Regions from separate parts of the Homo sapiens genome. Here region 1 is linked to region 2. A link is an interaction called in ENCODE POLR2A ChIA-PET data of the cell type or tissue named here. Cell type or tissue: MCF 10A. All regions are shown on one strand. Links, peaks and the distances in the headings refer to the core of each region. The heading gives the core; the rest is flanking DNA. Region 1 overlaps SHCBP1L (SHC binding and spindle associated 1 like). Region 2 has its middle 19 kb from the start of LAMC1-AS1.

Region 1 (4,392 bases), core at 165-4,164, 220 kb after region 2:
TAACAAAAGACCTAGCATTCATGTCTTCAGAGTTCCAGAAGGAGAGAAGAAAGAGAGAGGGCTAAAAAATATTCAAAGAATGGCAGAAAATTTACCAAATTTGGCAAAAGATATAAACCTACAAATTTAAGAAGCCAAATTGAGGAGCATGGTTAAGGGTGGGAGTACTCCCATTGGGAAGAAGGGAATTACATGAAAATTTGCTGGTACTGAATGTTGGGATCCTCTATCTTCTACCTTCCAACTCTGCTTCTAGAACACAGGCAGCTAAGGCATATCACTCCAGGAATGAGATTTGAAATATTTTTGTATGATCATATGCTAAAAAAAAAAAAAGACTTAATGATACTGATTTACCACAGAAAGAGCCTGGGTGGATCAACCAGTGAAGAGGAGATGAGGAGGAGAAGAAAGGAAGAGAGAAGAGAGATGGGGGAAGAGGTTGGTGGCAAGAACAGAAGAAAGCAAATTGTCAAATTGTAAAGGTTTCTCAGAACCAAAGGTCATAAATTTCTAGACTGAAAGGGCCCACTTAGTGTCCAACACATAATGAAATTTGGGAATACTGGGACCAAAGAGAAGGTCCAATAAGATTCCAGAGAGGAAAAAGATAGGTTTATATAAAGAATCAAGAGGTAGAATGGCATCAGACATCAGACCTTTCCTTTTTTTTTTTTTTTTTTAAGACGGAGTCTTGCTCTGTTGCCCAGGCTGGAGTGCAGTGGTGCAGTCTTGGCTCACTGCAACCTCCACTTCCCAGGCTCAAGCAATTCTCATGCCTCAGCCTCCCGAGTAGCTGAGACTGCAGGCATGCGCCACCATACCCAGCTAATTTTTGTATTTTTAGTAGAGATGGGGTTTCACTATGTTTACCAGGCTGGTCTGGAACTCCCGGCCTCAAGACATCCTCCCACCTCGGCCTCCCAAAGTGCTGGGATTACAGATGTAAGCCACCACACCCAATCCAGACTTTTCAAAAGTAATTCTTAGTTTTAAAAAGCTATGAAAATGTATTTTCAAAAATTTTAGGGAAAGTGATATCCCACTGTATAATTTTATACCTAGGCACACTATAAGTCAAGTGTAGAAAAAATACATTTTCAAATATGTGAGGTCTCAAAAGTTATGTCCAATGCACCCTTTCTTAGGAAGTTAATGGATGTCATCTACAGTCAAGGGAGTAAATCAAGAAATACGAAGACATCAGATTCAAAATGTAGAGAAGCCACAACCTAAGAGAAAAACAAAGGGAATTCCTGGGATGATGGCAAAGTGATAACAGCTATGTACATAGCAGGCCTAGAGAACCACTTCAGAATAGAACTGGTCAGAGAACTCTGGAAGAGTGCTTTAAATAAAATGAAACCAGTATTTTATTTCAAACACAATCTATTGGCTTTGAACATATTGAAAGGAGATTTTTACAACTTAAGGAATTTGGGGCTAAATTAATGAAAGCCACGTAGAAAATGAGCAAATGGCTGGGCGCAGTGGCTCACGCCTGTAATACCAGCACTTTGGGAGGCCAAGACGGACGGATTGCCTGAGGTCAGGAGTTCAAGACCAGCCTGGCTAACATGGTGAAACCCCATCTCTACTAAAAATACAAAAAATAGCCGGATGTGGTGGCGCACGCCTGTAGTCCCAGATACGTGGGAGGCTGAGGCAGGAGAATTGCTTGAACCCGGGAGGCAGAGGAGTTGCAGTGAGCCCGAGATCACACCACTGCACTCTAGCCTGGGTGACAAAGAAAGGCTCCGTCTCAAAAAAAAAAAAAAAAAAAAAGAAAGAAAGAAAAAAGAAAATGAGCAAATGAAAAGCAATACAATTATTGACTGCTGGGAAAACGTTTTTTGCAGGAATGAAAAATCAGCTCACACCATATGGCTCACCTGTGAATCACATTTTTCAAACATATTAAGATAAATGCTGAATACTTAAGATATAACCATATTGGTGAATGAAAGGCCAGGAAAGAGTGGTTGTATATTAAGGAAATGAGGCAAAATGAAAGAGATAACTAAATTCTTATCTTTCAGAGTTGGAAGTCAATATCCAATGCCAAAACTGGAAACAAAACTTTAAGTAGCAATATAAGCATATTATTTAAAGATAAAGATATAAATGTCAAAAAATAATCAGCTAAAAGAGTTAAAAATGGTTGCCTCTGAGGAGCAAGAATTAGAGGGTGATAGAAGACCATCAAGGAATTCTATTTTTCTTTCTTTTTTTTTTTTTTGAGACTGAGTATCATCTACGGCCATACCACTCTGAACACGCCCCATCTTGTCTGATCTCGGAAGCTAAGCAGGGTCGGGCCTGGTTAGTGCTTGGATGGGAGATGGAGTCTCGCTCTGTCACTCAGGCTGGAGTGCAGTAGCATGATCTCGGCTCACTGCAACCTCTGCCTCCTGGGTTCCAGCGATTCTCCTGCCCTAGCCTTCCACGTAGCTGGGACTATAGGTGCACGCCACCATGCCTGGCTAATTTTGTATTTTTAGTAGAGACAGGGTTTCAGCACGTTGGCCAGGCTGGTCTCAAACTCCTGACCTCAGGTGATCTGCCTGCCTCGGCCTCCCGGCCTCTTTTATTTATTTATTTATTTATTTATTTATTTATTTTGAGAAGTAGTCTTGCTCTGTTGCCCAGGCTGGAGTGCAGTGGCGCGATCTCGGCTCACTGCAACCTCCACCTCCCAGGTTCAAGCTATTCTCCTGCCTCAGCCTCCTGAGTAGCTGGCATTACAGGCACGCACCACCACTCCAGGCTAATTTTTGTATTTTTTAGTAGAGATGGGGTTTCACCACGTTGGCCAGGCTTGTCTTGAACTCCTGACATCAGGTGATCCACCCGCCTCGGCTTCCCCAAGTGCTGGGATTACAGGCGTGAGCCACCGCACCCAGCCTGAACTCTATTTTTCATAACAAACCTGGTACAGCTATTTGATTCTAAACTATATGCATGTATAATACTGAAAAAAATCAAAACTAGGCCAGGCCAGGTGCAGTGGCTCACGCCTGTAATCCCAGTACTTTGGGAGGCTGAGGCGGGTGGATCATCTGAGGTCGAGAGTTTGAGACCAGCCTGGCCAATATGGTGAAACCCTATCTCTACTAAAAATACAATAATTAGCCAGGCTGTGGTGGTGCATGCCTGTAATCCCAGCTACTTGGGAGGCTGAGGCTGGAGAATCGCTTGAACCTGGGAGGCAGAGGTTGCAGTGAGCTGAGATTGCACCGCTGCACTCCAGCTGGGGCAACAGAGTGAGACCCTGTCTCAAAAAAAAAAACAAAAACAAACACAAACAAACAAAAAAAACTAGGCCAGGCATGGTGGCTCATTCCTGTAATCCCAGCGCTTTGAGAGGCTGAGGCAGCAGGATCACTGGAGGCCAGGAGTTCAAGACCAGCCTAGGCAACATAGTGAGACCCTGTCTGTACCAAAAAAAAAAAAAAAAAAAAAAAAAATCAAGAATGGTGGCACAGGTAGTCCTAGCTAATTGGGAGGCTGAGCAGGGAGGATTGTTTGAGCCCAGGAGTTCGAGGCTGCAGTGAGCTATGATCGTGCCACTGCACTTTAGCCTGGGCAACAGAGTGAAACCCTGTTTCTTAAAAAAAAGAGAGAGAACTAAAATATTAAAATATAAAGCTCAGTATCATATTTCGTAATGACTCTTTGGAAATATATTTTTGTCCTGTCACAAATATGGATTGCAGATCATTTATTATCTTCAAACACCCAGTTTTAAGTTGTTATTCTATTTTCTAAGTTTTCTTCTGTCCCATAACTGCTTTGAAGAACATAATTTATATTAAATTAGTTATAAACTTTGTATTTCAAAGTTTGGTTAGTGATTTGAAGATATTTCCTGTATTTAAGTGATTATTGTTTTATGTGCTGATGATATAACACTTACTGATATTTAAAATATTTTTTGTGACATAACTCTACCGAAAAATAAAGAATTTCATTGGCTGTACTTGAAAATTTTTAGAACAGATTTTGGAAGTGTTTGTGTTAATACTAATTTTGTGCCAACATTTTAAAATTTGTATTAATGTGTAATTTATTAAATTTTTAAAAAACTATCAACTTTGGTTCTGAAGCACTGATTTTCAGACAAGTGCAGGGAAGTATCACTATACTATGGTGAAATAAGATGAATAAACAATATAGCATGTTGTTCATGAAGCTAAATCAACTTAAGAATTTTACTCTTGGTGGGTCTCAGTAGCTCGGGCGGCGGGAGGAGTGGCAGCGGCCAGGCAGCCCAGTTTCGCGGAGGCTCTCGGCGCGCCACGGCCCGCAGGCACCCGGCACGCGCCCTGCCTGCCGCCAGGATACCCAAGAGGAAGGTCAGCTCCGCCGAAGGGGCCGCCAAGGAAGAGCCCA
Region 2 (4,392 bases), core at 270-4,269:
TTGCCCTCATCAAGGACTGCACTCAGGGATTCTCTACCTGCATCGTTGGTTTTTTTCTTTCTTCTAGGATATTGCCCGCCTGCCTACAACATGCTGTTGGTTTTTCCTATCTCAAAAAAACAAAACGACTGCCTTGAACCCATGCTATACTTTAGCTTCTGCCCTATTTTTCTGCTCCCCTTTAGAGCAATACGAAAGAGTTGTCCATACTGACTCTCCCCAGTTTCTGTTCTCCTAGTCTCTCTTGAAACTGCTGCAATTAGGTTTCAAGAAACCTCTCCATGGCAATTAGGTTTTTGCCTCCATTATTCCAATGAAACTGCCTATACCTAGGTCTCCAGGGCCTTCCATGTTGTAAACTCAATGGCCAATTCTCAGCCATAATCTTCTTGGCTCTGACAGCATCATTTAACATAACTGATCATTTCTTTCTCCTTAAAACACTTTCTTTTCTTGGTTTCCAGGACATTGTGCTCATAAGGCTTTTCTCCATGAGGCATCTCCTTCTCAGTCTACTTTGCTGAATCCTTTTCTCTCCACCTCTTAACATAGAAGTGCCCCTTAAGGTAGAAGAAGCCACCAGAAGCTCAGGCCTTGAATCTCTTTTATGTCTACGCTCACTCCTTTGATTTTCCCACCTAGTTTCAAAGCTTTAAGCATATATGCTGATGACTTTCAAATTTATGTCTTCAGCCTGCTTGCACAGCTGTCCTGAACACTATGCTCATATATCTAACTGCATAATCGAAATCTCCATTTAGATGGGTAATTAATATCACCAATGTAATACATGCAGAGCTGAACTCCTGATGTTCTGTCCCCCTAGACCTCTTCTGCCTCAGTCTTCCATACCCTTGTTCAGTCCAAGAATCTTGAAGTCATTCTTGACTCTTTTCTTCCATAGAAAATCTTGCTGTCTTACTCTACCTTCAGATCATAATCAGAATTGGATCACTTCTCATCAACCTCCACTGTAATCACGTTGATTCCAGCCCCCCCTTGTCTTTTGCATGGATGATTGTCATTGCATCCCATCTCCTCGCCCTACTTTTGCCCTTGTCCCACTTTGGTCTACCTTAACACAACTGCCAGGAAACTCCTATTATAGTGTGACTCAGGTCATGTCATTCCTTGTTATAGAGGCATCCAGTGGCATTCTATCTCATTCTGAGTAAAAGCCAAAGTCTTTGGAATGGCCTCAAGAGCCAATACTATGTGTCCTGCCCCACCTCCCACCCCATGGGTCTCACTGTCCTCCTTCTCACACAGCCCCAGCCACGGGACCACTTCCACTGCAGGACCTTTTCCCTTGCTGGTGCCTCTGCCTGGAATGTGCTTTCTCTAGATATCTACATGGGTCCAGTCTTCAATTAAATGCCATTTTCTTAAAGAGGCTTTCTCTACCATCTTGTATAAATTTGTAAGCTCACCCTACCCCCAAACATGTTCTCTCTCCCTTCCCAGCTTTATTTTTCTTCATAGAACTTTCTCCCCTGGCTGGGCGCGGTGGCTCACTCCGGTAATCCCAGCATTTTGGGGGGCCAAGGTGGGCCGATCACGAGGTCAGGAGATCGAGACCATCCTGGCTAACACGGTGAAACCCCGTCTCTACTAAAAATACAAAAATTAGCCAGGCATGGTGGCGGGTTCCTGTAGTCCCAGCTACTCAGGAGGCTGAGGCAGGAGAATCACTTGAACCTGGGAGACAGAGGTTGCAGTCGGCTGGGATTGCGCCACTGCACTCCAGCCTGAGCGACAGAGCAAGACTCAGTCTCAAAAAAAAAAAAAAAAAAAAAAAAGAGTTTAGATCTTTCAACTCAATGAAATAGCATTGTTTTGGTTGTTGTTGCTGTTTTGTTTTGTTTTCATAAAAATAAAGCTAGCACCAAGTCCTGGCTGAAAAGTCGAGGTCTATGTTCTTGCTGTTCAGTTTGTGTTCTGTTTGGAGCAGGCTCGGGTCTGAGGGCAACCCCAAAACTACCATTTCTGATATGCAATGTGATGCGGGTGGAGGCAGATGGAATTCTCTTTTAAGAAGTGATCTTGGCCAGGCGCCGTGGCTCACGCCTGCAATCCCAGCACTTTGGGAGGCCCAGATGGGCGGATCATGGGGTCAGGAGATCGAGAGCATCCTGGCTAACACGGTGAAACCCCGTCTCTACTAAAAACACACAAAAAAATTAGCTGGGCGCGGTGGCGGGCGCCTGTAGTCCCAGCTACTCGGGAGGCTGAGGCAGGAGAAAGGCGTGAACCCGGGAGGCGGAGTTTGCAGTGAGCCGAGATCGTGCCACTGCACTCCAGCTTGGGCGACCGAGCGAGACTCCGCCTCAAAAAAAAAAAAGAAGTGATCTTTAAGAATTGAGCTTTGCCTCTTCCATTTTTGAGACTAAAAGGCTTAACTAAAAAGATACTGAAGGCTCCACCCAGTCAAGCCATTCATAGTTGCCCGGTGAACACATGCTTCAGGCGCTCTTTCTTCCTTTGGCAAAAGTCTGATTCTGTAGCCTCTGGCCATGTTCTGGAGGCGGGACACTCCCACTGGGAGCCACACCCGCCTTCATCATGCAGTGAGCACACCAAACAGGTTTGCCTGGCTAGACGGTGGCTGAGGTGTCTGCGGCAGAGGGAAGTACAGTCATGCACACGCCCAGTGACGGAGCCACTGATGGACACCTCCACATGAAGGAAGCAATTGCTCTGCTCTCCCCTGGCTTAAAATAAACAGAGTAACTGCACAAAGGTGGATTTCCTGTGCGAGGAGAGCAGGGCTCAGGGACCCCTTCCCAGCCCTGTGCTTGCTTTTGAAATCCTATATTCTTTTTTTTTTTTTAAAGAGGACTCCCAAATTGTACAAGCTTCAGGCCCCACAAAAACTTTGTTTGCCATGACTATACTAAATTTTGTATATTGTTTCATATACTTACCCATTTATGTGAAGTACTTTATAAGGTAGTGTTGTTCCCATTTACAGGAAACACAGGCAAGATTGAGAGATTTAACCTGAGATCACACACCTAAATTGTCCATGAACGGTGGCTGCCACTCAGTAGGGCCTAAGGTTTACTTGAACTTGTTTTGATGTCTTTTGGTATATTTACTGGTTGTCTGATTTCAAATGCATCTCCCACATTAAAAGACTTGGCTCGCTTTTATTTTATGTTCATGGAACCATGCAGAACAAACGTGCCAAGTCCTAGCAGTAGAGAGTAATGATGAACCCCAGGAAGCCCAGCCCATTCCACCATCTCTCAGCCTGTTCACATCTATGAAGAGAAATTGCCATTTAGGCCTGTAATCCCGGCTGCCTGGGAGACTGAAGCAGGAGAATCACTGGAACCCAGGAGGCAGAGGCTGCAGTGAGCCGAGATCGGGCCACTGCACTCCAACCTGGGTGACAGAGGGAGACTCCATCTCAAAAAAAAAAAAAAAAAAATTGCCATTTAGAAAATCGTGTGAAAAGTAGAGAAACTGATGGGGAACTAAAATACTTATGTTAAGTTTTTAAAAATCAGTATCAGTCGTATCAGTCTCCACCTAGTTTTTCAGAAGGCTTTTGTCTTCCATAGATGGAACATCTTGATTAATTAACCAAGTCAATGTTTATACAATGCTTAGAGTATCTCAGTTTCTTAAGAAACTCAGAGAAGAGTTAACATTCATTGTTTCTAACTCTGTGATGAGCACAGACACATTCTGAACTTCTCTCTTCCTAATTCAAAGAGGTTGCAACCTGTTTCCTAGCAAGGGCAGCTGAAAGTAAAGATAATGTCTGGTTGAGTTCAACATGCAGACACATAGGATATACAAATGGTGAAAGCTAACACCAGGGGGAAAATTGTTAAGAACCAGTACACTAGTTACTAGATATATTAGATGTGATGAATCACTTAGGTGAGGGGCTTATTAAACCCAGACTGTTCTGAATCCTTCCACCCCTACTGTCTGATTCAGTCGGTCTAGGGTGGGGTTTGACAATGCATTTCTAAGAGGTTCCCGGGCAAGACAGATGTTGCTGGGCCCAGAGCTTCACTTTGAGAACCACCACTCTTGGAGATGTTCTGCAGTCCACAATCCTGTGCAAATACAAACTTGGTCTTATTACCTATTCAACCCTCATAAAGCTCAGTGCAAGAGCATAATAAAGCCCTCAATAGTTTTTGACAGACCTTCCTTAGAATTTAGTAAGACACCAGTAGACTACCATTGGTATGCTTTTGATGTCAACATGGTAAGATCTTTATACTCTGGGCCCTGATTAATGACTAGGCACTTTAAAGCCTCAAATAAGCAACGAGAGCTTGAAATAACCAAAAACTTGCTATGTTGTCATTGGTTTTTGTGTGTGTGTGGTTTTTTGTTTGTTTGTTTGTTTTTTGAGACCGAGTCTCACTC

Evidence for each region. ChIA-PET counts read pairs that join two places held together with the same protein. Peaks named below come from ENCODE experiments on the same cell type or tissue, not always from the same donor. Only the 100,000 strongest peaks of a DNase experiment are listed, where the experiment ranks them.
Region 1: POLR2A ChIA-PET joins it to region 2 with 5 read pairs; 2 of 35 experiments call an interaction of 5 or more read pairs at or near these places.

The regions. Positions count from the first base shown.
Region 1 is chr1:182,942,351-182,946,742 of GRCh38, reverse strand. All of the region lies in intron 2 of SHCBP1L (SHC binding and spindle associated 1 like), which reads left to right. It also overlaps the pseudogene HMGN1P4 and the pseudogene RNA5SP71. Among named protein-coding and RNA genes, the nearest start is that of SHCBP1L, 8.6 kb to the left of the region's middle. In MCF 10A, for the core only: no CTCF peak of the experiment used is centred there; no DNase peak of the experiment used is centred there.
Region 2 is chr1:183,158,340-183,162,731 of GRCh38, reverse strand. No RefSeq gene overlaps it. Among named protein-coding and RNA genes, the nearest start is that of LAMC1-AS1, 19 kb to the right of the region's middle. RefSeq lists an enhancer at 3,117-3,618. In MCF 10A, for the core only: no CTCF peak of the experiment used is centred there; a DNase peak (open chromatin) is centred at 2,561.